Regions from separate parts of the Mus musculus genome. Here regions 2, 3 and 4 are each linked to region 1. The links are chromatin loops, found by intact Hi-C in ENCODE. Cell type or tissue: left cerebral cortex. All regions are shown on one strand. Each heading gives the region's core, and the rest is flanking DNA. Links, peaks and the distances in the headings are about the cores only.

Region 1 (7,402 bases), core at 910-5,909:
GCAGCACAAACACGGAAGGAAGCTTATGAAACATTTACTGATTCAGTGATTGGTAAACCATCAAGAGTTTAAGACTATGGCGACTCTTGGGAACTGCTAAAAATCGCAAAGTGGTGCTGGCAGTGGTGGTGCATTCCTTTAATCCCAGCACTCAGGCGGCAGAGGCAAGCAGATCTCTGTAAGTTTGGGGCCAGCCTGGTCTACAAAACGAAGTCCAAGACAGCCAGGGCACTTACACAGAGAAACCTCATCTCAAAACCAAACCAAACCAAACAAAATTACAAAGTGAGTTAGTAGCTCCAAAAGCTTATTTCAAAATGTCTGCAAAACTCTCTTGTGTTGCAAGGTTTTCTCTCAGCCTGACGTGGAAAAAGGGATAGCATAAATGATGATACAGTATAAAGACTGCTACCAGATATTTGGTTTGGATTATTATTTCATGTATTACTTATGGATTTTCAAGGTCATAAATATCTAAAAAATTAACTTGGTAATCTGATGATAAATTTTAACCACTATTAAAACTACTTGAAAACTATTTTGCCTTGCCTATGTAAGATAATGGCCTGTGCCTAACGGATATTTATTCACAGGATTTTCTTCAGCAGTAGAAATGGTTACTATCACAGAATATGAATGAAACCATTCATAACTCAGTGCCCAGACTCCGAGGGAAGGAGGTAGAGCCTTTTGCTCTCCTGTGTTTTAAAGGTCATAGCAATTCTTGCCTGGGAGCATGTTCAGAGACAGAAATACCAGGACAGAGTCTAGCTGTGGGCAATGCAGCAATACTGTATTAGCTTGTTAGGGAAAAATAAATTAAGAAATAATGTTAGGTGCTTTTCTAAAAAAATGAGTATTAAAATCTATCATTCCCCATTCAACTTTTCCAGGCCATTTAGTCACTCTGATATTGACTGAACAAATTGAAATGGATTTATTTTTCTGGAAAAAAATGTGCCAAAATCCAGTCATGGTCTTCTAGCCATTTATTCCATTTCTCATTATTTTTAAGCAGATATAAAACTTTCAACCATAATGTCTACCCACAATTTGCATTATCGGGCTTAACAAACAGCTTGACATTTCAACTGTACATGGAGCTTAGCAGAGATTTGAAGGTTCCTTTTGGTCTTTGTGGACAGAGGGGGGCTTTTCTTCATGAACACACATGTTGTGTTTCATACCATTCCAATTAACATGTAGCAGTACGGTCTTTGCCCAGGCAGGGCCATTCATTTCTTCGATACTCTGTAGAGAAATTCCACTCTAGACCAACTATGTCCTGACTACAGTCACGAGTTTGGATGAAGAATCACACTATGAAGAAATCATGTCTGAGAACTATTGTTTTTAATTTTCAAAATTAAAGTGGTGTAAAGATAATTTCTCCTTTGACAATGCTGGGCAGCCCACCCACCGACGCCACCCCCCCCAAATGGTATACTTGAAAAGTAAAGTTGACTTAAAGCACATCTCTGCAAAGTGGTCTCCTTCCTTCTAAGCAGCATAAACATGTTATTAAAAAGAGCTCTTTCAGTGGATGCTCACAGTCATCTATTGGATGGAACACAGGGTCCCCAATGAAGGAGCTAGAGAAAGTACCCAAGGAGCTGAAGGGGTCTGCAACCCTATAGGTGGAACAACAATATGAACTAACCAGTACCCCCCCCCCCCCAGAACTCGTGTCTCTAGCTGCATATGTAGTAGAAGATTGCCTAGTCGGCCAACATTGGGAGGAGAGGCTCTTGGTCTTGCGAACATTATATGCCCCCAGTACAGGGGAATGCCAGGGCCAGGAAGCAGGAGTGAGTGGGTGGGTAGGGGAGCAGGGCAGCAGGAGAGGGGTGGGTATAGGGGACTTTCGGGATAACATTTGAAATGTAAATGAAGAAAATATCTAATAATAAAAAAGAGCTCTTTCCTCACAAAGCTTATCTTGTTTTGTACGTGTGGGGGAAGGAGCAATAGATAAGTACAAAGCCAGCATAATTAGCATGTGCATGTTATCATGGTGATAAATACTACTGAGAAAAATAAAACGGGGAACAAAGGACTGTCTGAAGCATGTGGTCATCAAATGGTCATTGCAGTCTCCATCTGGGCTTAACACGTCTGAACAAAGTTAATGAGATAAGGGAGGGTTGCCCTGTCTAGGCACTGGGGAAGAGAATCTCGGGAAAGAACACACAAATGTAAAGGCTTAGGCCAAGGGAAGGTCCCGGGGGTTGGCTGAGGAACAGCAAGAAACACAGAAGCAGAGAGTCAGGGTCAATCAGCGGAAGAGGACAAGAGGAACACGTCAAGTAGGCTTTGCTAGAATGTTCTAAGAATGGTCTGAGAATCACACGAAGCCATCAGAGTAGAGGAGTCCCAAGACAACATGTCAATAGCATTCTTTCTCGGTAGCCCGGGGAGAGACCCTATCAAAGGGGACCCAAAAGGGAATTCTGCTAACAGGTGTCTCAAAGTTTGTACACGCAGCTACTGAAAGGGAAAAGGTTTGAACCCTGGTGGAATAAAGGTTTGGAGAGAAGGATGGTTTTAGTACGCGACCGCTCAGAAAACTCTGGTCCTTCTGCTTCAGCCTTAGGTCCCCACCCTCGAGGGTTAAGGCCTAGACTGTATGCCATAGGACCACAGGAGTTCTGGGCACCCAGACCTGCTTCTCTTTCAGCAGAGTCAGGTCCAGCTCAGAGCCAACTCATCAGTATTCCAGCCACGGAGTCTCTCCCCGCCCCCGCTGTGCATCAGGGCTTCTGTCTCCTTTGCTGAGATAGCCCCCTGAGGTCTACCCAACCCCACTGCCCCGACCTGCCCTAGTCTCCCAAGCCCTCAGCCCACCCTGTAGAGGCGCATGCCCGGAGGCCTCTGCCACCCGCGAGCCTCCGTCAAACCAAGTAGGCTTTGCCCTATGGTGGTGGCGACCATAGATAGGCTGCAGACTAAAGAGGGGGCATCTTAGGCCCAGCTCACAGGCAGAATGCATGGGAAGGGAGACCCGTGCTAAGGTATTCCTACAACCACTCTCTGGAGACCTTCAACTTCCCTGCGTCGCCTCAAACGTCCCCTGAGCCTCCTGCAATGCACCAGATCTCAAGGCAGACGCCGAAGGCACTTGCACTGCGCCCCCACTGGGATGCGCTGTCACCCTAGGAGGGACCGAGTGCTGCAAATCTGGAGGACCCTAGGGCGCGGGGAGTCAGGGGTGGGTTGCATAGGACTCACCTTGTGCAATTTCCACATAGCCCCCAAAGCCTTGACTTCGTGGCTGGAGTGTTTGCCCTCCTCTAGGCACTGGTAGCACACGGGCATCTTGCATTGCACGCAGTACATGCTGTGGTTCTCCAGCTCGTGGTCTGTGCAGGTGGAGACCTTGCGCGGGCTCAGCCGCCGGCTGACGCGGCCCTGGGCCGGGGGCACCAGACGGTGTTTGGCTAGGGGACCCCGGGGCGGGTGGCAGCGCAGACGGCAAGGGTCGCAGTAGAAGACATCGCACTGTTCACACATGACCGTGGCTTCCTTGGGCGCCTTCTCGCAGAGCTGGCACTTGAGGGCCGCGGCTTTGCTCTGTTGGTAGCGGTCGATGACCCCTTCCAGGACGCGGTTCTTGGGGAAACCGCGGAGCCCCCGGTCATCCAGAATGAGGCTGCGGTGGCACTGGGGGCAGGTGATGCAGGAATTGCGGGGCACAGGGGCCAAAGCCGGTGACAGGTGGGTGGGCGGTGGCGGCATAGCAGGGGGGAAAACGCGGACGCCGTTGGGCGACTTCTGGCACGGGGTAGTGGGGGCGCTGGCGAAACCTCCGTAGGAGCCATAGCCGCTGTCCGCCTCGCTGTACAGGCTCATCTTGTCCAGGTCCAGATAATCATAGTCAGAAACCCCAGAGCCCGAGGCCCGGCGGCTCTGGGGGGACTCGGACTCCGGGGTCTGCACCAGGATGTTGCGGGCGCACGCCTGACATAAATTGTGAGAGCAGGGCAAGATGATGGGCTCCCGATAGAAGGAGCCACACACAGGGCATTTTAACTCTTCTTCCATCTCTTCCATGGGGACCTGGCTGGAAGCGAGGCAGCAGCGGCTGCGGCGGAGGGGGCCTGACCTGGCGAAGCAGCCGATGGGCCTGTGGTGGCCAGCACCTTGGCCAGCGGCGGCGGTGGTGGCGCCTTCCCCGGTCGCCTAGGCGCCGACTCCCCAGGATGCGCTCTCTCTGTGAGCCACCGAGCCTCCGCGCTGCGCGCCAGCCCGGGTCCGCCCCCTTCCCACTGCTAGCCCCGCCCCGCCAGGGAGCGGAGGCTCATCGGACGGTGGCCGTGAGAGCTGCTTTCTTATTGGCCTCCCGCCTTGTCCGTCTCCTCTCCTCTGCAGGTCGCTGAGGGCTCTATGAGTCGGAGCTGGAGCCCCGGCATCGCCTGCTGGCTGCTGCGGGATTTTAGGAGGGGGCTGGCGCAAGCCGAGAAGAAGTGGGGCGGGATGATTCATCCTTTCCTACCCCCCTCCACGCTTCCTTCTGAGCTCGGGTGCAGTCACCCCGGAGCAGGGGGCGTGAGAACCCCTCCCGGTCGCGAGTGGGCTGCTGCTGCCTGTCGCCAGCGCTTGGCGCTTGCCTTCCAGCTTTGGTCTGCATGCCGACCCACCCCTTCTCCTTCCGCTGCTGGCGTAGAGCCAGCACCTCCCCCGAGCCTTCCTGGAGCCTTTTGGGCTTTTCTCCAACCCTCAGAAGCAGCTGGAGCGCCCGCATCTCTGGTGTTTAGGGAAGATGGTGGTGTGCCATGGCTGCAGTGTCCCCTTTCTGCATCCCTGGTAGCTTTTTCCCTACCCGAGGCAAAGGCTCAGCATTCCCCCAAAAGCTGTGCCACCATCGCTACATGCTTTAAATGTGCGGAGGCCCTACGCCTTGGAGCAAAGGTACCTCTCACCCTCCCCAACCTCCCGAAGCTCCATCCCCCAGTTTTCGAGAGGCCCCAGGAAGGTTAGTTGAGTTGAGTCAGGCAGTGTTTGTGTATTTCTGAGTGTTTATCGGTTGTTAACTAGCTATGTGAACGAATCGCTATGGTACTGAAGATTCCAAACAATATTATCCAATGTCACATGCCCTTAGCATCTACCATAAATTCCAGAAGAGGGGTGGGATATTATTTCTGCTTCTGTAAGATAACGAGGGATCCAGTGATAGCCCTTATATTCTAACCGATTTCTCTTTCCCCCAAACGGTGCTAGAGATAATAAGTCCTGCCTCTTGCCTGTATAACCCTTGAAATGATGACAATGATAGAATCTTTGAATAAAGATATCAGCCTGCTACTCAATGGGGGAGAATCTTTGAATCTAGTGACATTCCAAGGAAGTAATTTATCTTGGGAGCATACATAGTTAATTTTCCGAGTGATTCATGAAGCAAGTGACAAAAATGGTTTTCAAGTTCGTGGGATCTTCCAAATTTTCAATTTCCAGAAGATAACAATTATTCATAGCTTACTTTATAATTTAAAAGCACTTTTTTTTTTCCCAGAGAAAAGAAGTACTTTCTATAATCTTGATTTTGGAGAAATAGTACAAATAAATTGAATTATCTTGCAAATATATTTTTTAGCACAATGATTACAGTAGTTGATCATTGGTTGTGTGGGAGGAAAATTCACATTGTTATTTAAAACTATGTTAGTCACAGATCCTACAGGGTTTATTCCTAACCCACATTTTAATTAGTTGAGACCGGAGCTGCTAATGTTATATGCAGTCTGTTTATAGGCAAAGTGTTTCTTAAGATTTGATTGGGGCATCATCTATATTAGTGCAGGATATATAGACTATTAGTCCAAAGACACTTTGCTCATGTTAAGTAGTTAATTCTTAAGAAGAAAGGGGCATCCATGCCCGTGTATGTTACAATCCTTTCGTGTATTTTGTATTCACCTGCGCAAGTCAGAGAAACCTTGGCTAGCAAAGTAAAGAGTGTCATTCTTCCCAAGTCTGGGTTTTGCCTACCACAGAATACCATGTAAGAGGTCTGGTGATTAGCAGACAGGCTATGCTTGGTTCACGGGAAAGGGTGGGTAGTTTGAGGGCATGTCCAATGGTCTGATTTGGTGTCAGACACAAATAGCCTCAATCCGATACAGATTTATAGAACAGTTGGTCAATTAGGAAATAGCTTGAGGTGAATTAACTGTTAGATCTATTTGGTCAGGAACTAGCACATCGATCCCTCCTAGAGAGCTTTCCAGATGACTGCCGTTTGTTGGGAAGTCTCCTCTTCCTGGCATCACGACTTGAGCCAGTCCCTGTAATATGACCACATGGGCACAGTTATTGCCACTTGTCAGATTAGTGATCTGAAGCTAAGAAAACCAGAGGAACCTCTCACGATCCAGCACCGGTGAGGCTAGGGTTGGAACCCAAGAGCGGGAAGGTTGTAGCTCCTTTTCTTCATTCACCAAGTAAATAGTCCATATTTTGTGAGGTTCTGGTGTAACGAACCTGAAATGTTAATCTTTTGCTATCCTGCTTAGCTTCTCTGAGAGTTTAACATTTTTAAAATTAATTTCTGTTTTTGTTAGGCCTTTGAAGATGTTCTCTCATGTTGTACTACTTGTCCAAGGTGTGCTTTAAAGCCCACCACCCCAAGTTATCTTTTAAGGGGCATAAAAAAAATCTGAATGCAATTGGTGACCTTGTAGAAATGCCAGCCCACAGGGAGACTAATTTTTCTGTCCCAGCTGGCGGTTGACTGAGCCCTGGAGTGTGGGATTGCTGGTCCTGTAGTTCCCTCATTCTTGGTAATGACTGCAGATGTTCTCAGTTTGAAAATGCCGGATGTGGCCCCATGAAGCTTACCATTCACCCAAATGATGCTCTTTAGCAATGAGTTGAGCAAATTAGAAGTGCGCTGGCAGCGTTTCCACTTTTAGAGGGAAGATGAATGTTTTCTGATGAAAGATACAATTGCATTTGTATTTTTTTTTCAACTGTACTGCTTGATGACTAATTCCGTATTCTCTCTGAGCTAAAGAACAAACACAAGGAAGGAAGTATTTTCTGATATCACTCCATGTTCTCGTTTAGAGCCATTTGTCTTTCGATGCATGGGTGTGTGTGTGTGGAGAGGAGGTTTGGAGGCTCCTTCTTCAGCACCTAACAGTTTGCCTGTGTGCTGCCTTGCTTTCCACCATCATGGACTAAACCTCTGAATCTGTAAGCCAGCCCTGGTGAAGTGTCTTCCTGTATAAGAGTTGCCATGGTTATGGTCTCTTCACGGCAATAGAAACCCTAACTAAGACAGGACCCCAAACCTAATCCTTAGAACAATAGCTGGTAGTGCCTACTTCTGGATTAGCTCAAACCAGCCTCGGGGCTTACTCCACTTGGGAACTGTGCTCAGAATGTTCGGTGATAGGGGTAC
Region 2 (7,402 bases), core at 1,281-6,280, 65 kb before region 1:
TCTGTATCTGACAGGTAAAAATTATTCAGGCTGAATGGGAGCAGGCTACCACTGAATTGATTAAGCTTAATGAGTACAAAGCAAGACACATAAATTATCACGGCAGAGGGAAAATAATCAGAATCGAATTAAATTAAGACAAAGTGTTAAGAAGAAAATTTTACTCTCACACCAAATGGTCTTTTCTTTTAATGCCTAAAGGATTTTTCTGGATCTTCTATGTGCCAGGTCAGGTGCTGGACTCAGGGTGCTCTACATTTTAGCTGTAGTGTAGCTGGCATTCTCTGCAGTGTGTACAGTCTTGAGCAGTCCACACATACAGCATTCCCTGCTCTTAGCACTGTGTGCACCGATAAGCGAACACGTGACTGCCCTTGGACACGTGGTCTGTGATGCTCAGCTCTCAGACCTCAGTTTCATACCAGCTGCAGGAGCTGCTTGCTCCAGTTTCATGGCCTGGGCTCCACAGGGTCAGGTGGATGGACCAGACTCAGAAGGGCAGCGGATGTGGGAGCAGATTGCTCTGCCAGCCCATCCAAGCATTTCAAAGCCACGAGGCTTCTACCTTCTAATTGTCCCTTCCTCCTGCCCTAGGATCATCAAGGTGGACTGGAATTTCTCCTCTTCCACCAGAAGCCTTAGCACTGCTCTTTTATGATGCAGTCCCTGCTCCACACTACTTGAGACATAACTTTTTAATGCTTTTATCCTGTTGAGAGGATTGGAGACAGTCTGCCTGGGAGGAATTAAGCTGAGGCTCTATATTCTTGCAATAGGTGGTTTAGTGATGTAGGTATCATAAAAAGATTTTTTAAACAGAAATAAATGACTATGCAACACACACACACACACACACACAATTAAATGTATAAAAGGAAATTGGTTATTTCTCAAAGAAGCTACACTGGAAGGTGCTAGTTTTGTGGAACAAGTTGGAAATGACACTAGTGTGTTGTTCTGAAACTACTTCCTGGAGTGGACCCCTGCCCCATGGCTTGTCGTAACATAGCTTCCTGTGCCCCAGTGCCCTTAGCTGTGAGAATGGAGGTGACAATAAAAGCACTGCGATTGGATAATGAATGGTTTGTTTAACATTCCACAATGGCTGCCATTTTTTGTTGCCACAACACGATATTTTAACTTACAACTTACACATCACTTCAGACTTTGGTTAAGGCAGTATCTCAAAGCAATGCCTATCAATAAAAAAATGAGGAAACTTGAGTGACCAAGAGTAGAGGGTCGTGAAAAGATGTAGGAGTGCCTAACACACACATGAGTTCACCAACACACTGACAGCCCTAATGGTATTAAAACTTCTCTGGTTATAGGATTCTCTGCATGATAAGCAGAAACAGGTAGAGGTTTTTTCTAACATGTACAATTTGCAAAGCATCTACTTTTAGGATTTATTTATTGTGTGGGTACTTAAATTAAGAGGTGGAAAATGTAAATAAAGTTCTCCAGCTTAAAAAAAGATTTTACTTTTATTTTTAATTATGTGTACATGCGTGGGTTTGCAATCTGAATGCAGTGTCTACAGAGGCCGGAGGAGGTTAGATCCTCCGGAGCTGGAGTTTCTGGCAGCAGTGACCCACCTGACTGGATCCTAGAAACCAAACCCTGGCCCTCTGCAAGGGCAGCGTGCACTCTTAATTGCTCAGTCTCCTCTCCAACTTTGAAGAGTACTGCTTTCATTTTTTAATTGCTTAAAAGGGTTTTTAAAAAAATCTACTTTGCTTGAGATACTATTTAATGTAATGCCTGTTGGCTTGGAACTTGCTATGTAGACCAGGCTGACCTGGAACTTGCTATGTAGACCAGGCTGGCCTGGAACTCACAGAGCCCTGCCTCTGCCTCCTGAGTGCTTGGATTAGGCAATGTGCCACCACGCCTGGCCTGGTTTCTTCAGCTTTCAAGTACTGATATGGTAGAGGTGGAGGACAGAGCCACACTTGTCAAGGGCTTGAGTGGGGGAGGAGTTGACTTGTGGTGCAGATTTCTTTTCTGTTTTGCTCTCGATATGGCCTCTTACTATGTAGTTTGTGCTGGTCTGAAACCGAGATCCCCCTGCCTCTGCCTCCTCATAGCTGGGCTTACAGATCTCCATCTTTTCACCTGGCTTTGGAATCGATCTTTGTCCTGACTGTGGTGGTAGCTATAGGAATCTACATATGTTCTAAGATGTCATAGAATCATCCATACACTCCACCAATGTCAAATTCATTTGTTTTGTTACTGTTTTGTAGCTATATAAAATGTAACCGCCGGATGGGAGATAGGAAGGGGGTGAGTGGTACAAAGGACCTCTTCTTACTATTTTTGCAGCTTTCTATGAATGTATTTTGAGACATGAAGCTATAAAAATCAGAAATGGTTCTCAGCAGATCACTCAGTGCCATAAATACCACTGCATAGCTGGATTCGATGTCTAATAGTAAGCACTTTCATTTTCTTTTGGTGCCGAACATAAAAAAAAATACAAGAACAAAAACTTGAGACAGATCTTGCCATATTGTGCAGTTCCATAAGCTAACCTTTAGGTTTCTCTCAGGGTTTCATTCCTCCCCCCCCCCCCAGCCTTTCCACCATCCTCTCAAACTCTCCATCATCCACACTCAACATCCAGCGCGCTCTCCACCCCACCAGAAGCTTTCATTTCAATGCTGGAGTTCCTCAATATTTGATGCTAATTGGGGGTCACTTGTGGAAAGGTCTCAGCTATACACAGTGGCATTGTAAGTGCCCTCAGATGCCGGAAGTGGCATTACAGGTAAAGCTGCCTGAAGTGGGTACCAGAAACTAAGCATAGGTCCTCTGCAAGAGCATCAAATGCTCTTTTTCTTTTCTTCCTCTTCTTTCCTTTTCCTGATTTTTGATTCTCATTCTTCTTTTTAGATAACATCTTACTAGGTAGTCTTGTCTGATCTGGAACTTGCTATGTAGACCAGGCTGGCCTTGAACTCACAGAAATCTGCCAGCCTCTGCCTCCTAAGGACCAGGATTATAGATGTGCACACCACACCCAGCAGCAAGTGCTCGCAACTGCTGAGGCCATTCCCCTACTCTCACTCTGGATCGTACAACCTTCATCACGGGGTCATCCACAGTATTGCAAGCAGCAGCACCCGCTGGGGACAGCGTGTTGACCCTGGAGACACAAGGACGCACCTTTCACTTGCACGAAGTCCAGTTGGTGAATAGACTGCAGCAGAGGGCTGTTGTCCAGGCTCAGATCAAAGTCTGTGGTCATCCTGGGAGTGAGGGTGCCCTTCCCCCACTGGTCCTCAGTTAAGTGAACTCGCCTTATGAGAGCATCTGAAATCTAAACACATCAGAGAAACACAACGTCACCTTCAAACCGCAACACTGCTCTGGGACTCTGTGAGCACTGCCACCAAACCACGAGGACCTCAAGCTCCTCCAGCCTCAGCGTGCTTGGTGAGAAAGACTGTGGCATGACTAGAGTGGCCCACAGTTTCTGAAGCAAAGCAGAATATTTTTTTTTTTGAGTTAGAAGGAGGCACTATAAACAATTAGCAGCTGCCAGTGGATTTTACATGAACTATGCCCATGCATTTATTACTGAGCTTCCAAATGCTGTGAACCTTAAAGAATAGGGTACAGCAGGAACTAGTTTATTCTATAGAGTCAACAGTGCCACCCTTCTGTTTCAAGGTGTGGGCAGCCAGACAAAATTTTGGAAGGAGGCCTGCAAGGCAGAGAGGCTGCTGCACATCTCCGTACAGCTTCAGTATGCTACCTTCCTGTGGCTCTCAGTTGACTCTTTGGAAGAGATCTCTTTCATTTCTTACATTTGGCCCCATCTGTCTCTCTTGGCTGGTTGCGGAATGTGAATTGGAAGAGATCTACATGTTAGCTTAGTTAAAAAAAAAGTACTTTGCCTTGTCATTGGTATATATATAAAAAAAATGCAAGCAAAACACAGCTTACACCATAGCACTTTATAACTGACAATGAAAAAAAAAAAGAGCCCCAAACAAAGCAACCTGTCTAGTACCACTGGGAAAAATAACTGGTTTACTGAGCAGGAGGAGGAGGCAGCAAGGAGGGACCATTCACACAGACTTCAGCTGACAAAACTGCTCAGAACTATGAGGGAGAAGGCACAATCCTCAGGCGAGACAATACTCTCTTATTTGGGAGAAAAGTACAGAGAATTATGTTTTCATGAGTAAGCACAAGAACAAATGCTTCCGGTACCCCGCTTCAGCCCATGCTCCTCTTAGTCTTGAAGCATTGGCTGTCAGAGACCTCCAGGAAGTCTGCGGAGCTCTGCAACAGGCTCGCGCACACTCCTTGAGCAGGCAGGTAGGTTCCACTATTGAGCGACAAACCCTAACCAGACTGCTAGATGTCCCATCTATGTGTCCTACACTCTGCGATATGGGCTATCTGGACCAGGAAGCGGAAGCTAGTAAACTGACCTGCAAAAAGCCACTGGGGTCGTTCTCCTTAATCACTTCCAAGCAGTACTCCATGAGGCCCGTGGTCTGACGCAGCTTCACCGTGCAGTGAGAGATCTGGTCCCGAACCACCTAAGGTTGGCGAGAGAACAGAAAGGTGGGTACACAATGGCAGAGGGAGAACCTCACAGTAGAAGAGAGGCACACTGGTACTTGGGAAAGGTCCCTCAGAGCAGAATCCAAGTGCATCATGGAAATGGATCCACATGGAGGAGACTAGTCCGTGCAGCTCTCTGCATGGGCAATGGCTCTGGAGGATAGATGGGTGATGTCCTCAAGGGACATTGCTAACAGGACTCTTCAGAAAAGGTTATGGAAGTCAGAATGTTGAGGTTAGAACTCTGTGAATCTGGTGACCTTGGCACATTAAGGTCTTGTATAGGACCCTGCAGACATTTTCCTCTGTGAAGTTGACACTCCTGTGATCTGCTCTTAGGGTAAAGGCAGGAGCTGTCAGTAAGGGGGCTACAGCTTCCACATGGCTACTGGCTGCACTCAACCCTCTTTTCTGGCCTGCAGTTTTTTTCTAAAGAGTTTTCCCACCTGAAACCCAGGGGCATTTTTTCCTGGTTGCTACCGTCGGTAAATGCTACTGGCTTTGTAAACATCCCAGTTTAGGTGATAATAACAATAATAAAAACAACTATTATTCCTACTCCTCTGCTACAGGGCATTTAATGCCTTCATAGTTTTCTATCTACCCATTTGCTAACTTATGGATTTTATTGTTGTATTGTGATAATTTATGACATACGTATACTAGAATAAGGATACCATTCAATACTCTAAGGTTTTTCTGTCTGCTTTTAAGTTTTCCTTCTTAAGGAGAGTTGATTCGGGGGCTTGTTGCTGTCTGAATGTGGGGCTATTTGCCCACTCCCGGGAAGCTTTCGATCTGCTTAGGAGCCGGTGATTCTCCAGCATGCAGAACAGGGGTCAGCTCCCCAGTAATCCTCTTGGTGATTTGGGGGTGCACTGTCATTGACTTCCACTTTCTGAACTGATACTTCCTACCTTATGGAGATCAGGCAAATAATTAGATCTTTTTAAAAGTATAATCACTTTGTAAGGTCTAAAAATCTTATTTAATTTTTAATTAAAAGTTTTACAGCCAGGCAGTGGTGGTGCACGCCTTTAATCCCAGCCCTTGGGAGGCAGACGTTCATATGTGTAAACCTGTGCATATGGAAGCCAAAGGTTGATGTCAGGTGTCTTGAGCCCAGAGATCACCAATTCAGGTAGTCTTTGCGACCACAAATCCTACTGTCTGTCTCTCAAGTTGCTACCATTAGAAGCTGCCACCACATCCACCCAGCATTTTATGTGGGTGCTGGCAACCTGAACTCTGGTCTTAGTACTCGCACATCAATGTACTTTAGCCATTAAGCCATCTCCCGAGTCCAGTGAGGAGTATGTATTGACTCTCTGGTCAAGTCTTCTCTCAGCTCGCTTACCCATTAGCTTTCTGCTTAGGTTTTCTTCCTGCTTTTTATTGCTTTGTTGTTTTGTTAAAGTTGGTTCCTAGGAGCAAGGAGGTCTTTTTCATCCCCCTTGCGATGTGCATTTTTGGACTTTGATGCTGGTGACCCAGAAAACCACTTGGCACCGTGTTTGCAGCTGGCAGCAGCCAAGTCCCTTTCCTTGGATACTGTGCAAGTCACAGGAGTGTCAGAAATAGGTCCTGGGAGAACAAACAGTTCCCTGGCTTTCATCTGCACTAGGACCTAACCTAGTTCCCACGGGACAGTGGATTGCTCTGTGGCCCATGAAACCAGGGTAAGCGTTGAGAGTTTTGCCGGAAGAGCAATGGTCTTGACAGGAACCTATTTATCATTTGACCCGTTTTATTTTGATAAGTGGCAAAAGTAATGAGGGCCACTGCTTAGGTCAGGACAGGACACCAGCACCTGTTTGGAAAAGAGGCAGTCTAACAAAGGTCTGTAGTTTTCCTGAACTCTCAGGCTTTTCCAGCAGCCGAGAACCACTCAGGAGACTGTGTACACACACAGGTAGAACTTGTTCTGACCACTCTCCATCCCCATTAATGACAGGCCCATTACAGTCCTCCATCACACACAGCGAGGCTTGGTGTTAAAGAAGAGGACTCCACTCTCATCTAAGTTTGAACAAGGTAAGTTCCCATCCTGACTTCCAAGGGCTTCTCCATTTTCCACATGTCTATAAGTCTTTCTCTTTATTTATAAGAATAAACAGCTTTGACTCACACTCCTCTCATGGATGCTGGAGGAGATCACTTATAAGTCACCAGTCTAAATAAATGGCACTGTTCTTTCTATTTCACCCTTTTCTAAATGTAATCTATTTTTCAACTCCAGTTTAACGCCCCCACCACATGCAGTAACCCTATAGCCCTTCTTGCTTGTTCTCTTCTACCTAAGGCACATGTGCTTTCAAAGTTCAAGCCTGAAGGGTCTGCGCCTCACTGTTCTTTGCTCCTGTTGGTGGGGCGCATTTCTGTGCACCCAGCCAGGATCCGAAGCACAAGGAGCAACTGGGGATGCTCTGAGTGGCCTCATGGGGAGCCACAGGGGAAGTGCCCTGGCCTGATTTCGTTGATTAAACAGAGAGCTCTAGGGTCGCCCTCCACAAAGCGTATTATTTATAATTTTACTCTTTAAAGAATAATGTATTCTTCAAAACTTGGAGAAATGTAAATGAACGAATACTGTATACCGTTACTCTCCCACAGGGTCTCAGACAAATGGTTTTCCTCTTTCTCCAATCCCACACTCCGTATGAAGGGTTGGATTTACCTGACAGTAATTTTTACAAAGACATGTTTGAAGCTTGGAGAGTTTTTCCTTGAGAAAAGAATCACTTAGGGCTATTAAACAAGCAAAAAATACATACACATTTTGTTGTTTGTTTGTTTGTTTGTTTGTTTTTTCTGAGAC
Region 3 (7,402 bases), core at 1,142-6,141, 58 kb after region 1:
TCAAAGAACACAATCCAAAGAATCAGTGAAACAAAGAGTTGTCCCTTTGAGAAAATCAACAAGCCTTGAGCCTTTGAGAAAATGACAAAGCTTTGTCCAAACTAACTGACGCAGAGAGAATATTGAAGTTAACAAAATCAGAAACAAAAGGGCATAAGAGACACTGAAGAAGTCCAAAGAATTATTAGATCATACTTCAAAAATCTGTACGGCATAAATTGGAAAATCTGAAAGAAGTGGACAATTTTCTCAATAGATACCACTTACTAATAAAGTTGAATAAAGATCTGGAAAACAATTTAAATAGGTCTATAATCCCTAAGGAAATAGAAGTAGCCATTACAATTCTCCCAACATCCCTTCTCCTCCAAAAAAAGCAAGCCAGACGGTTTTCATGCAGAATTTTATCAGATTTTAAAAGAAGACCTAATACCAATACTTCTCAAATTATTCCACCTAAAGGAAATAGAAGGAACATTGCCAAAATCATTTAACGAACCGGGTTTAAAGTGTGTTAATGCATTTGCCTTAGTCAGCTTCATGCTACTGTAACAAAATACCTGAGCTAGCTTATGAAGAGCAAAGGTTTATCTAGCTCATAGTGTTTCCAGTCCAAGAAGGTGGGGGTGGGGGTGGGGTAGAGCAGAGGATGAGGGAGGGGGAGGGGGAGCAAGCGACAGAGCACATTCGCTTATACCACAGACCCAGAAGCAGAAGGAGGCATGGGTCCCATGATCCTCTTCAAAGCTATATTCCCACAGAAGTCAGGACCTTCAACAAGGTCCCATCACTTAAAAGTTCCACATCTTCCAAATAGTGCTGCTCTGGGGCTCAAACCTTTTGAAGACATTTGAAGTTAGAACATTGTTAAAATGCATCAAGTCAGAGCACTTACCTAAAACCTAGCCATATACTGATGGTTTTATTTGGGTTAGATAAGGAGTTAAGAGTTGCAGATTAATCCTTGCAATAAGTCAGAAAGTCAACATCTCAGCTGAAGCAAAGGCTGCCAGATTGTCCCCAAATATTCATCCCCCCCACTTCTGTACTCAAGGGATTTGTAGCCATTATAGGACTCAAAATTTGTCTGCATAGCATAGGCTCTCTTGTAAGCCAAGTGTGTGCTGCTGCTAACTTTGACTACAGGGATACACGTAGAAATGATGTCTCTCGGGATGTCTACCTCCTTCCCACTGACTGAACCCTCAAGGTAAGGGCAATGCCCAGACCAGCACCCTAATAGAAGGTCTTGAGTCCTGGGACAGTGGAGTTTTCACACAGCCCAAAGAAACAGAATTTCTATTGCCGAGAAAGAAAAAGAACCCCTGGTAAAAGTCCAGAAAAAGGGAGAAACACAGCATATAGGAAATATGAAAAAACAAAGAATTTAAAGTCAAAAATATGCCTAAAAATAGATAGCTAAAATAAAAGTGAGTGGGCTAACTTTCTCCACTAAATATGATAACTTCATCAGGTGAGACCTCATCAGTCAGACTTCGGTGCTAACAGTGAGTGAGCTACTGGGAAATCTGGGACATTAAGACGGGGGTTGGGGGGAGACAAAGACAAACAGAGAGAGAGAAAGAGAGAGAACTTCAGAGAAACAACAACAGAGAGGATTTGGTGTGCATATAGTTTTCCCAGAAAATGAAAGACCATTCTTTTAAGAAACTTGAAGTGCAAAATTCCAGGTGTTAGTAAATTTACTAAAAAATTGAATAATCGTAAACCTAAAAGCAAGACAGAGAAAACTGAACTTGATTGCTGAATGAGCCAAATGACCTCTAATTCTCAGGTAAGGGTGGCTAATCAGAGAGAATGGGGGAGGGAAGGAGGAAGGGAGGAAGGGAGGGAGAACAATGGTCAAGTTCAACCTTATGAGGTCAAGTGGAGGGAAATTACACAACTGGTGTGCAGTGTTGACCCCATCATTTCTGTACCTCTAGTGAAATCTACATACTATGTCACAAAGGGGCTTCTTGCCACTGAAGATGTATGGACAATGGACTTGACTCTAGCAGTGATGACGGAGAAACCCTCATCTTCTGGGGCTATCCGTGGATAGAGAGAATGAGGCATCCCCAGCTCTTGGATGTCTCGGGTTCTGCTTGTGGGCCACACCACAAGAACCTGCTGTTATTGTTACTCATGCTAGTCTTTGCTTCCTTTACGGATACTTGTCTGGACATCACTGGATTGCTAGCACCTGCTTTTGAGGTCCTGGGCCCCAGTGGCAGCCATTCTGCCTAGGGAAGACGACACAAATCCCCCTGCTCAGCCAGAGAGCACAGCCAGAAGCTATCACTCTGACACAGATGGGGGATGGAGATGCAGAGTCAGAGCCACACCTCCCTCCTCATCGCCGCTTGGAATCAACAGTCTTCTACTCACTTCCAAAAGTGTGAAGGGTATCGGTCTAGATCAGTGCACGTGGGGTTTGCTGGGGTGTCACAAACTACACTTAGAGCACTCAGTCTTTTTATCAGCTCCTTTGGTATTGATGTCCTGAGGGTCGCCTTCCTGGAGTCTAGGTATTAAGGATTCTGTGTCCTCTGCCTGTGATGATCCAATGAGAGAATAAACCAGGATCGACTGCCCTCCTTTCTCTTCCCACTATACTTCCTTTCTGAGCAATAAAGAAACCTACACACTAGTCTGCTATCTGCTGGTCCTCAAGTATAGCTCACCAAATGTCACTTGGACTCCAGGGATCTTGGGAGTCTGCTGCTGCTAGCTAATTTTGAGGTAAAAGACAGAGAACAAGGGTCTCATGTTGTTACAGCTAAACCGATTTTGCTGATGTCATAGCAACACTGAAATTTAAAGGTAGCATGAAGTGTGGCCCACGTTTTAAAAAGTCAAGTTATCAGTGCTGACATTTTCTGGCACCCAACACATATGGGAGACGACACTAATGAAAAACTGTCATAGTATGGCAGGGCTGGGGTTCATTTTCAGATGTTATAAAACACTGGTCTGTAGACTACCAACTGTAGGCTTCCAGAAGACCATATGAGCATATGAACGATCTAATCGCGTGATGACTTATAATAAAGGCTTTCTTTGATTGGCTTCGGGAAACTTGTAGCTCAGTTATTTATTAAGGTAAGTGACATGCTCTAGGCCTGGGCACATTAATTCCTATTTTTCTTTGCAGACATTCTAGAGAAGAGATATTTTTAAAATATCAGCTGTGCTTCATTTTCTTAAAATCAGGTGTTACATAAAATAGAAAAAAAAAAGATACCAAGATGTTGCTTTTCCAAAGCATATGTGCACCTGTTTAGAATTATGAATAATCAAATAACCTGACCCCAAACACTGTTACCATTGTAATCCTGAGCACAATATGACCTAGAAGTGGGGATTGGGCTGACTGGGGGAGGACTGTCTTTGGGTGTTGCCCAGATCATACTTTTCGGACGGTGTTTTCCCAGGCCTACCCTTGTACTTGGCTTGTGTTGACTGCTAGGAAGAGCGAGCTTGCTGAAGGTGTCCCCGGGGAAGTAGCTGAAGGTGTCCTGGGGAAGTAGAACAGTTGGCTTGAAAGAGCTAGCCAAGAAAACTCAGGAACTGTGTCAAAATGTCTGGAAGGTCATCCAGGAAGATCCAGCGAAGAGAGGGAGTCCAGGAGAGCTTATCAACAAACCCCAGTGATATAAATATTCAAACTAGTTTTCATTGGTCTAAATCCTATTTTTGCATCTGAGATGATGCCTTGTGGGAAAAAAAAATCAAGGCAACTAGGGCATGCCTGGGCACACCTGGGATTTTATAATAGTTCTAGCTCCAAGTAAAGGTTCTATTTCTTCCATTCACCTCATTCACCCCGCCCCTCCAACCTAATTCTTAGCTAATTCTCTCTTAGAGGAGAACCTTTTCAAAGGTTCACCATCATCTCGAATGAATCTCCTTTCCATGATGTAAATGGCCTCTTTTAGAGCTTAATTCTGCACAGCTGGACAAACGGGGGGGGGGGGGCGATCCAGGTTGCCACAGAAACTGCTGTTGGTGCTGGGGTTCTGTATGCTTTGCTCCTAAAAATAAGATGTGAAATGTACTGAGGGTGTGATTAGCACAGCACAGAAGGGAGCTTCTAAAAGGAGAGCCAAGCCTCCCGCCCCCACAGGAACGGGGGTGTTCTGCATAGCTGGAGGACAGGACATGAATCCCAGAGCAGATGCTCAACAGGGCTCCTCCCTCAAAAGGTGCAGGGGAAGACGAATGGGAACGGGGCTTTGGAAGAAGATAACAGTCTTCAGGCCAGCAGAATCCATATACATTTTAAGGTTAAGATGTCCTGAAATTACCCAGGAAGTAGACAGTGGCTCTGACCAAAACAGAATAAAGACAGATTCAGTAAGGAAACAGGATTGGATTGTTGGAGTCCAGAGGCCACCACAGGATGCTGTCAGACATCATCTTTCCCAGATGATTCCCTGGTCAGTTTGAAGGTGTCCCGTGACCTTCACTTCCTTATACAACTATAATTCTCCCTCTAAGTATTGTTGGGATCTGTCTTTTGGTAACTTCCTTTTGTTTCCTGTTTATCTCCCAGAACAATTTTAAAAAGTCAATTGTCACATTGCTTTTTTACTTAACATAACTTTCCACTTGACACCAAGATGGAGCAATTGGTCCAGGTTGCCACTCAGTTCAGAGACCCAGCCAGGTTGACTAGCCAGACTCATACTTTTTTTTTCAATGAAAAATGAGATATCATTAAAACCTTATCAACCATGTGCTGACAAGCTGTCTCAGTGGGCAAAGGTAGTTGCAACCAACAAGACGACATGAATTTATTCCCTGAGACTTGTGTAATAGGGGAAAAAATGACTCCTTAAAGCTGCTCTCTGGCTTTCTCGTGCTCACTACATGAGCATGTACAAACACACACACACACACACACACACACACACACACACACACACCACACACCTGAACAAATAAATTTAATATGTAATAACTTTATCAATCTGATGATTTTATTTAGAAGATTCATGTGTGCTTTCTAAGTAGAGTCACTTCTGATTCATCATCTCTTCTGTATCATGTAAAATGCATGCATTTTACACAGGGTAAATACCTCTACCTCTCCTGTTTGTTCATAGAAAATTTAGTGCTGACCGAAAGTCAACATCTTATGGGTGTGACTACAAAGTAGAGCGGCAAGGGAGTAGACTTCAGAGTCAGGGGGAAGCTGAGCTTGAATCGCACTTCCTCCACTTGAGAAATCTGTAATCTTTGATAAGTTATGTAACTTCTTTGAACTTTAGGTTTCTCGCCTTAAAAACTGAGATAATGAAATGTCATGAGTAATTAGAAGTAAAGAAAATTATATGCTCAAAATGTCAAATGTATACCAGTGGGTGCTCAATGAACCCAAGTTCCTTCTTCCCTGCCTTTGTAATCCTCGAGGTCTCCACTTCCGTTGTGGAGCACTGTCAATCAAAACCTTAGCTCCACATGCAATCAAGCCTAGAAAAGCCACCTGGGCAGGCAGTGAAGGGTCAGTCTCAGCAAATAAACCAGTAATGAAGTAAATCCCTTTATAAGCTGAATATAGGGAAATTATATGAGCTGCTGATATGAAAGAATTTGTTCCCTTGAGGAAGTTATAGAAAAAACTCACTGGCCACTAAAGTAGACTCAAAGTAAGAATGTATATACCATCAAGGGGAAAGCTGAGACGAACGTCAGGTTAAATCTAAGGTCCCTCCACTGACTGCACTTCCTGTGGCTTAGCCTTTCCATCTTCATCACCCAGCAGCTGCTCTTCACATTGTGGATGACCACAATGTGGTGGCCAGCCAGGCCCTGTGCTCAAAACTACTTGATCTTTTGTGCTCCTTGTCTTTCTATTCAAATAGACTCCATGGATAGCTTTATAGCTTTTTAGTGAGACCTGGATTCCTTGCCTCATAGACTGAAAGTCTAGAAAGACCTAGGTATCACCTAGTTCCTGCCCCTCTAATATCCTATAGGGCAAGCTAGGACAGAAGACACATCTTAGTTCCAAGCAAATGTAACACATGTCAGCTGTCCAGACTGATAAGACTGGTTGGCGATTCATTATTTGTATGTAGGTATAAGACTTACATAAAATCATACACACACACACACATATGAGCTGGAGAGATGGCTCAGAGGTTAAGAGCACCGACTGCTCTTCCAGAGGTCCTGAGTTCAATTCCCAGCAACCACATGGTGGCTCACAACCATCAGTAATAAGATCTGACACCCTCTTCTGGAGTTTCTGAAGACAGCTACAGTGTACTTACATATATAATAAATAAATCCCTAAAAAAAGAACCCAACAACAACAACAAAGAAAGAAAACTTCGTGTGCAGTTCCATAGCAGATAGCTATCTGGACAGTTATGGGGCTGAAATCCTAATTCTGACATGTTGGATGTTTCATGCTTAATCTATTTGGGCCTCAGCTTCTTCATATGAGAAAAGGGGAGGGGCTAGATAAAACATATTTAGTGCCAGGACCTATTTTAGCTATGTGCAAAGCATGTATATTTAATCATGCCATAACTACAGTGTTTAGGGTAAAAGCCAAGATTACTGAGTGACTAAGCATCCTGATGATGTAAAGGCTAAAAGATGCAGATATTGGCTGGGCCTCTGCCCCTCCAGGAATTGAGGCAGGAGGATCACAGATTCAAAGTCAGTCTAGGCTATAGAGTTCAAGGCTACCAGTCTGGGCAACTAATAAAGATACAGCCTGAAAATAAAATTGAAAGTTCAAAAAGAGGAGGGAGAGCTGAAGTTATAGCTTAGTAGTAGAACATTTGCCTAACGTGCACAAGGCCCCAGGCTCATTACTGTTAAATATACAAGTATGTTGTTTTGAATGAGAATGGCCCCCATAAGCCATATATTTGAATGTTTGGTTTTCAGATGGTGAACTGTTTGTGAAGGATTAAAAGCCCTATAGATGGAACAACAATATGAACTAACCACTACCCCCAGAGCTCATATCTCTAGCTGCATATGTAGCAGAAGATGGCCTAGTCCGCCATCACTGGGAAGAGAAGCCCCTTGGTCTTGCAAACTTTATCTGTCCCAGTACAGGGGAACGCCAGAGCCAAGAAGCAGGAGTGGGTGGGTAGGGGAGCAGGGCAGAGGGAGGGTATAGGGAACTTTCGGGATAGCATTTGAAATGTATATAAAGAAAATATCTAATAAAAAAATCTAAGAAAAAAAAAGGTGTGGCCTTGGAGGAGGTGTGTCACTGCAGGTGGGTTTTGAGTTTCAAAAGTCCCTGTCAGACTTTCCCTCTCCCTCTCCCTCTCCCTGCCCCTCCCTCTCTTTTACACTCTTTCTGCCTCCTGCCTGTGGATCAGAATGTAAGCACTCAGCTACTGCTCCAGCACCATGCCTAACCTCTGAC
Region 4 (7,402 bases), core at 1,336-6,335, 84 kb after region 1:
CTGCATCAGCTCCTGCCTCCAAGTTCCTGCCCTGTGTGAGTTCCTGTCCTGGCTTCCTTTGATGATGAACAGCAATGTGGAAATGTATAAACCCTTTCCTTCCCAACTTGCTTCTTGGCTATGATGTTTTGTGCAGGAATGGAGACCCTAGGACAGGGTAGGAGTGATTTAATTCAATTTCCATTAAAAACATGGTTTGTAATTTGCCTTTAGGCAAGTCTATAGAGCATTTTCTTGCTTGATGATTGACGAGGGAAGGCCCAGCTCACTGTGGGAACTGCCATCCACAGGACTGGCGAACCTGGGTGCTACAAGAAAGCAAACTGAGCAAGCCATGGGTAGCAAGCCACACAATGCTCCTTCATGGCCTCTTTATTCGTTCCTGCCTCCAGGCTCCTGCCTGGCTTCTCAGGAGGTGGACTACAAGCTGTGAGATGAAATAAACCCTTTCCTCCCCAAGTTGCCTTTGGCCACAGTGTTTATCACAGAACTGGAACTCTAGCTAAGACAGTGCCTCCTGTGATCTCCATGGTAACAATAATAAAACAAGTTAACAGAAGAGGTTCCTCTTAATCACCACAGAAGGGATTAAACCCTTTGCTAAAGCCTAAACCATCTCATTAAACTAACACTAACTAAACTAACACCTAGGCAACTTTAAATATTTTTTAAAAAAGATGAATATACTTGAATATAATGTCTAATAATTAAACAACCTGGTTAACAGATTTGGCGCTAGGCATTAGTGTTGTTCACATGACATGGGTAAAATCCTTTTGGGGGAATCGGATGACCCTTTCACAGGGGTCACATACAAGCGATCATGCATATCAGATATTTATATTACAAGCCGTAAGCTTAGCAAAATCACGGTTAAAAAGTAGCAACAAAACAAAACGATTTTATGGTGGGAGGGGTCACCACAGCATGAGGAACTGTATCAAAGGTCACAGTACTAGGAAGGTTGAGGGCCACTACTATAAAATGAAATCTGAAAACTTTTAACTTCAGGATAATAAATATATGCTGAAGTCGCTAAGATCTATAGTAAGGGCAGGTCTTCTGGGGAAACTGCAAGGAAGAAAAGGGCAGCGCTAGTTTTATTATCCCAGCTGCAACTGTAAGAGCCGTGACTACAGTGTGCAATGAGTGCTGGATGGAGACAGAGTCAGTGTGTGTGTATGTGTGTGTGTGTGTGTGTGTGTGTGTGTGTGTGTGTGTGTGTGTAAATATTGGAAACACAGCATGTAAAGGGTTTGATGTTAGCTGTGCTTTCAGTAGCCTGGGATCCTTCAAGCAGATCTGTTGTGTATATGGAGAACTGAGTCATAGTTACTCTAAAGTAGTGGTCCCCAACCTATGGGCCGTGACCCCTTTGGGAGTCAAACGACCCTTTCAAGGGCTTGCATATCAGATATGCTGCATATCAGATATTTACATTACGATTCATAACAGCAGCATACAATTATGAAGTAGCAATGAAGATAATTTTATGGTTGTGGGTTGCCACAACATGAAGGACTGTATGAAAGGGCCGCAAGATTAGGAAGGTTGAGAACAACTGCTCTGAAGGCCCATAGTGTAGGGGTGAAATGTCCCAGGGCCATTTCTCAAAAATCCTGCAGTCTAGGGATCAAAAATCAATTCTGTATAAGAAAGACTTGCTGAGAGTAATTTCTATAAGACTACTACTACCACCGTGGGTGTGGCAAAGACACAGTCAGATTCTATGTCTTTTTGCTCCTGGCCGTGGATTAGGACATAGCTTGCACATAACTGAGTGGAAGCTAGTGAAATGAGGGCAGAATGACAAGGCCCAATCCCAGGCTTGTCATGCCAGGGTGCCAGGGGATCTGTTATATCCTTATAGTTCTTATTTGCCAACTGAGTGCAGAGGATCCCACACAGAAGCTGAGGTCCTAGCAGATGAAGAGGTCCCCTGACTGATGTCACTGAAGACTGTCCTCCAGGCCAGAACACCTTCTGCAGACCTCATAAAGCAAAGCGAATGGTTGGGTGAAGCTGCTGTCATCTTACTTGCCTGAATAATGGGGACAAGGATACACTATGTGAGCAAACAAAAACAAACACAAAAATAAAAACAAGTCAGGTATGGTAGCACACTCTTGAAACCCCAACCCTTGGGAGGCAGAGGCAGCAGACCTTGGTGAGTTCTAGGCAGCCTGATCTACACAGTGAGTTCCAGGACAGCAGGACTACATAGTGAGACACTGTTTAGAAGACAAGAACAACAAAAACACCACAAATGCACACATAAAACGAAACAGAACAAAAAAACCCTCCTCTTCTTTTGGTTCTTTTGCTAAAACTGTACCCATTCTGTTAAAATGGAACTGCCATTTCTGATGGAGAGGTGACGGCTCTTGACACTTATTAGGTAATCAAAGCACAGCTATTTCTCAGCAGGAAAACAAAGGGCTTAGGAGATACATAGAAAAGGAGAAAGGGTCTGAGAAGTTTACACATCTCTTTTGTCCGAGGAAGAGCAAGAGGAAACATAAGAGTAAGTAAACTTAAGAAACCAGTAAACCAACCAATGAGCCAGAGAACCAGCCTAAGACAGTGCCTGAGTCATGTAGTACTATAAAAACCTGCACGAATTAGAACCTCTTACATGTATGTATGGAACCCAAGACCTTGTATGCTAAGTTTAAACATTAATTAAACAACAATATGTAAAGCCAGATACATATGCACACGAAAGAAAACATTCTAGATCACCTTGCCTCACATTTATAAAATAGTCCCAGCCCACATTGCTTTCAAAAATCTCTCCCCTCCCCCCCATATATCGCAGTTATTAATTGCTATGTAGGAAATAAAGAGAAACGCCCTTTATTATCATGAATGCCTTCTGTCAGCTGGATGTCTTCTTAGTGTATGATATGGTTATTTGAAGACAAGCACCTTGGACTTAGAAATATGTTTTCTAAACAGTTCTGGTATTTTATTTTACACATTTAAATTGAGATCGACAAAATTCTCTCCCATCACACTGTTGCATGGGATTTTAAATGTAGGGATTAGAGAGGCATCATGGGAAAATTGGCTTTGGTTGAATAATTATCTATTTAGAAATATCAGTGCAATGGAAATGAGTGTTAGGAGAATGGTTAAATGTGGTTAGAAAGATGAGAGGACAGGCTGGCTTACTTATATGGCCGCAAGTCCTTTATAAACTCTCCATTCCATAGAATGCCAAGTATCAAACTCATTAATTTTTCATTGGCACTGAAAATATTATATCAGATCTGAAGCTAATATATGCCTGACACCAAACCATGACAAGGTGATACTCCCTTTTGAAAATAAAATGTGCCCCATGTCTGGACCTACAGAGATGGATCACTCATGACTCAGAGTCCAACAGCTCTGATCTGGATCCAGTCCCTATTTACTGATGCCCTGGGCATGTTGCACATCCTCTTCAGAGCTCAGTCTCCTCTTCTGGATAATGGAGATTGCCTATCGAGCTACTGTGTGGAATAATCACCCCGAGGCGTTGGCCCCTCTTAGTCTGCACTGTGTACCTAACAGACTTAACATAAACCTCTGTGCTCTGGCTGTTGTTATTCATATCGTAACTATGGTACAGACAGGAGACTCTCTGCTCATACCAGGGTCACTACTGAAATGACAAGTGCGTCTATGACATCTGTAATGTGATTTTAAAATCCGTTTAAAACCCTTCCTTAATGAAGCCCTTAAAACTAAGTGCAATAAGAAGGCCATCCTCTGCCCCCTAGTGGCTCCACATAATTAGCCAAGACAACAAGCAAAACGTTACAGTTATTATAAACAAAGGAATATTGTGTAGGTTTTTTGGAAAGAAACAATGTATTCATGATAAGATTCCTTAATTCCAGACACTGAACCACGATTACAACTTTTCTTTCTGGTATCCTATTGGTCCCATTCCATGGTTGTATTTAAATGTTGTCACCATCTCCAGAGTGATGAGGGATCTTTACAGCTTACAGGCCACATCTAACTAAGTTCCTTAGCTTCTTCACAGTAGGAAGTGAAATATCAACGCAGGATTATATTCTCTAAGTTTTCAAAATACAAATAGAAAAGATACTGATTTTTTTTTTAAACGTATGACTCCAGCAAGGGCTGAAGCAAGTTTATTTTTTCCCATGCTGCCTTTATACCATACAAAGTACATGCAGAAAGTAGGGTCAGTTCTAGGCCAAGGAACAAACAAAGCATAAACAAAAGTCCTGTGATCACTGAAGATACTGATTTTTTTTTAATAAGCAGAGTGTTCGTGAACCTCTCTTTATCTCTTAACCTTGGGGGTGGGGCAAGCCTGTGCTTATTATTCTTTAAAGTAAATATGTATTCCTAAAAGAATGATAGAATAGGTCACCAGAGAATCAAGAACAGTGTTTAGACAGAGAAGACAAGGCAGATAGATGTGTTGGGATTCTCCAGAACCTCTCTCTCTCTCTCTCTCTCTCTCTCTCTCTCTCTCTCTCTGTGTGTGTGTGTGTGTGTGTGTGTGTGTGTGGCAGTGGGGCGTGTATGTGTGAGAGAGAGCAGGGAGGATCGAGAGAAAGAGGAGAGGAGAGAGACAGATTGATTGAGATTTGCTGTAGAGAGCTGGCTGTCAGCCATGGAGACTGGCACGTCCCAGCAGGGTAAAAGGGTGCTTGGCAAGCTAAGGAGAGTGAAGAGACTAGGTTAGCTTCATTCCCAGTCAAAGCCTGAGATGCCAGAGATCTGACAACACAACTCCAGTGTGAGATTGGCAGGTGTGAGCCCCGGGAAAGCTGGTGCTTCCATTCACATCCAAGGCAGGAAAGAGTCTGTGGTCTACTTCGAAGGTTATTGGCAGGAAGATTTCTATCCTCTTCAGCCCCTTTTGTTCTATCTAGGCCATCAGGATGAGGCCACGAGACGTGGAGGGCAGTGTTCTTTACCCAGTCACTTAAGGGTTAATCTCAAGAAAGACGACTTTCAAAGTCTTATCAAAGTGCTCAGGGATGGAGCACTTGCCTCCCTCACATAAGGTGCTGGGTTCAATCTCCAGTGCACTAAACATGAAGTTAATCCCATTGAAGACACCTGTAGTATCTACCCATGGATCTGGATACCCATCAAGTTGGCTAAATAGTCCATTGTCGTATCATATGGTGTGTGGTGTCAGGTTCTGGATCGTTCTAGTAGCCCACTGTGATTGGGCAGTGAGGTAAGGGAGGTCAATAGGAAGGCGGCGATTCCCACAAGCTTTGAGTGTATGTCTGGATGTCCATCTGTGGAACCCCTAAAGGTCTCTACAAAGAAAATGAAATTATGACAGTTGAAAATCCCAATGTGGACTTAAGCTACCACTCATTACATACCTTCTCAGCACCTGTATTAGTCAGCCTTCTCCAGAGGGACAAAATGTAGAGAATGAATCCCTCTTTCCGTGTGTGTGTGTGTGTGTGTGTGTGTGTGTAAATTTACTAGAATGACTTACAGCTGTGATCCAGCTAATCAAATAATGGCCAGCTGTAAACAGAAAGTCCAGTCAATTTTATCACTAAAGTCATTGTTGCCCTTCACTGTATTCTGAGATGCTAGAAGCTGGTTAAATTTGTCGTGAAGAGCATCTCTGGTCTTTGTCAAGTTATCCAAAGATGCTAAGAGCAACCAACCAGCACCATCATTTTCCTTATTTTTCCTCAAACAGCCAAAAGTTTCACACACAGGGTCACCAAATCCATTGCTGCACTGCCTGCCCCTCGCAGTTGCTGAATTAGCATGCTCAAATGCATTTGTCTCCTTAAGTTTGTAATAGAGGCCACACCATGGGCTTTCAGCACTCTCTGAGCTCCCAGGAGAGGCTTCAGTAACTGTATCTATTAGCAAACTAAAAGGCTATTCTAGGTACTGAAAAGATTCATCTTTGTACTTCTGTTGCTCTAGAACCATTCCTGGTACCAAAATCTGTGTGAGCCAGGGTTCTGTAGAATAACAGAACCTATAGAATGAATATATATAAACACACACACACACCTGGGGGGGGATTTATTAAAATGACTTATAGGCTACGGCCCAGCTAATCCAACAATGGCTGATTAGGAACAGAAAGTTCAAGAATTCATTAGTTGTTCCGTCCATATGTCTAGATGTCTTCATTTAGTCAGTCTTCAGTATACTCTGGAATCCCAAAGAAGTAGGCTCTCATGCCAATAAAGAATGGACTGGCTAGTAAGGCAAGGGCAAGAAGACAAATAGCAAAAGGTTTCTTCTTCCAGCAAAATAAATAAATAAAACTAAAAAATAAAAAAAAGCAAAAGCCATCTATATTTAGGCTTCCAGCTGAAGGTGTGGCCCAGATTAAAGGTGTGTCTATCTCAAAAATCCAGATTAGAAATGGATCTTCCTACTTCAAATTGAGACCAAACCCCTCATAGGTGTGGCCTTCGTTTTCAGGTTTTAGCTATTTGAGTTGTAATCAAGTTGACAACCAAGAATAGTCATCAGAGGGCCACAATTCTTTTAGTTTCTAAATATTATCTCAATCTGTACAATCACCCACAAAATATTTGCTGTTGTTGTTTTTGTTTAACTAATTGTACTCATAGAAAACAGAGGCTCAGAGAAGTCAAGTCTCTTACTTGCAGTCCCACCGCTAATCAGTGAAGGCAGATTAACCTCACGCAAAGCTTGCTAACATGTCTTTGGACGAGAAGTAGTGTTATTTAGACTTTGATTGAGTGTTTGGGAAATTGAAGTAAGTACTGTGGAGGACGATGATTGTCTGTTAAGATGTCTTTGTCTGTCAGTGTGCACAAGGTGCTTGCTACACGACTCAGCCTCTGGTTCCAGACAGAGTGGGTGGTAGGACATGGTAAGACGGGCTTAGGAGGGACTGCACTTTCTTTCAGTTGCTCATGGTTATCCAAGAGCACTGTATTTGAACAACTCCCTTGAGATTTCTGTGCAATCTTGAGTTAACACGTATACCTCATTGAGTGTGTATCCCATATACTAACTCATGTACACCTCAAAATGGTCCAACACTACTTGCCCTAAGCCACTGGCTATTCACAGTGAAAGACGGGATTTGAGGTAGTGACTTCTCTCTTCAGGAATCGTGAGCGCCTGGCCATGGTGCCATCCCCACTGCCTATTGGTGAGCACTTTGTCATGATCTCAAACCACGAATGGCTTCAGAAGGACGACACCAGACCAAACAGCTCCATGTGAGGTTTATTGGGAGAGAGGTGCAAGATGGTGGCGGAAAGTGAATGGGGGGGGGAGATAGATTATGGGGGCCTTTCTTCAAATATGGATGATGATGTAATCAGGTAAAGATGAACGGTGAGCCAAGTAGATTCTGGGAATATAGTGGCTATTGCCTTGGCAACAGGTCTACGGGTATCAC

Evidence for each region. Peaks named below come from ENCODE experiments on the same cell type or tissue, not always from the same donor. Only the 100,000 strongest peaks of a DNase experiment are listed, where the experiment ranks them.
Region 2: it touches region 1 in a loop (3-fold over the local background); 5 of 42 quality-filtered maps call a loop at or near these places.
Region 3: it touches region 1 in a loop (9-fold over the local background); 5 of 42 quality-filtered maps call a loop at or near these places.
Region 4: it touches region 1 in a loop (8-fold over the local background); 15 of 42 quality-filtered maps call a loop at or near these places.

The regions. Positions count from the first base shown.
Region 1 is chr12:70,343,119-70,350,520 of GRCm38, forward strand. It overlaps Trim9 (tripartite motif-containing 9), which reads right to left and starts at 4,496. Exons shown (of 14, transcript NM_001286388.1): 1 at 3,229-4,496. The coding sequence starts at 4,050. In left cerebral cortex, for the core only: CTCF peaks have their summits at 3,134 and 4,165; DNase peaks (open chromatin) are centred at 2,776, 3,103, 3,793 and 4,419; H3K4me3 peaks cover 4,794 bases; H3K27ac peaks cover 4,733 bases.
Region 2 is chr12:70,277,385-70,284,786 of GRCm38, forward strand. Trim9 (tripartite motif-containing 9) reads right to left here. Exons shown (of 14, transcript NM_001286388.1): 4 at 4,449-4,559; 5 at 3,172-3,325. Among named protein-coding and RNA genes, the nearest start is that of Gm38467, 50 kb to the left of the region's middle. In left cerebral cortex, for the core only: no CTCF peak of the experiment used is centred there; DNase peaks (open chromatin) are centred at 3,753 and 6,126; H3K27ac peaks cover 2,684 bases.
Region 3 is chr12:70,400,387-70,407,788 of GRCm38, forward strand. No RefSeq gene overlaps it. Among named protein-coding and RNA genes, the nearest start is that of Gm51972, 19 kb to the left of the region's middle. In left cerebral cortex, for the core only: no CTCF peak of the experiment used is centred there; DNase peaks (open chromatin) are centred at 2,562 and 4,126; H3K27ac peaks cover 3,607 bases.
Region 4 is chr12:70,426,973-70,434,374 of GRCm38, forward strand. No RefSeq gene overlaps it. Among named protein-coding and RNA genes, the nearest start is that of Tmx1, 22 kb to the right of the region's middle. In left cerebral cortex, for the core only: a CTCF peak has its summit at 3,761 (motif pointing left); DNase peaks (open chromatin) are centred at 3,751 and 4,706; H3K4me3 peaks cover 199 bases.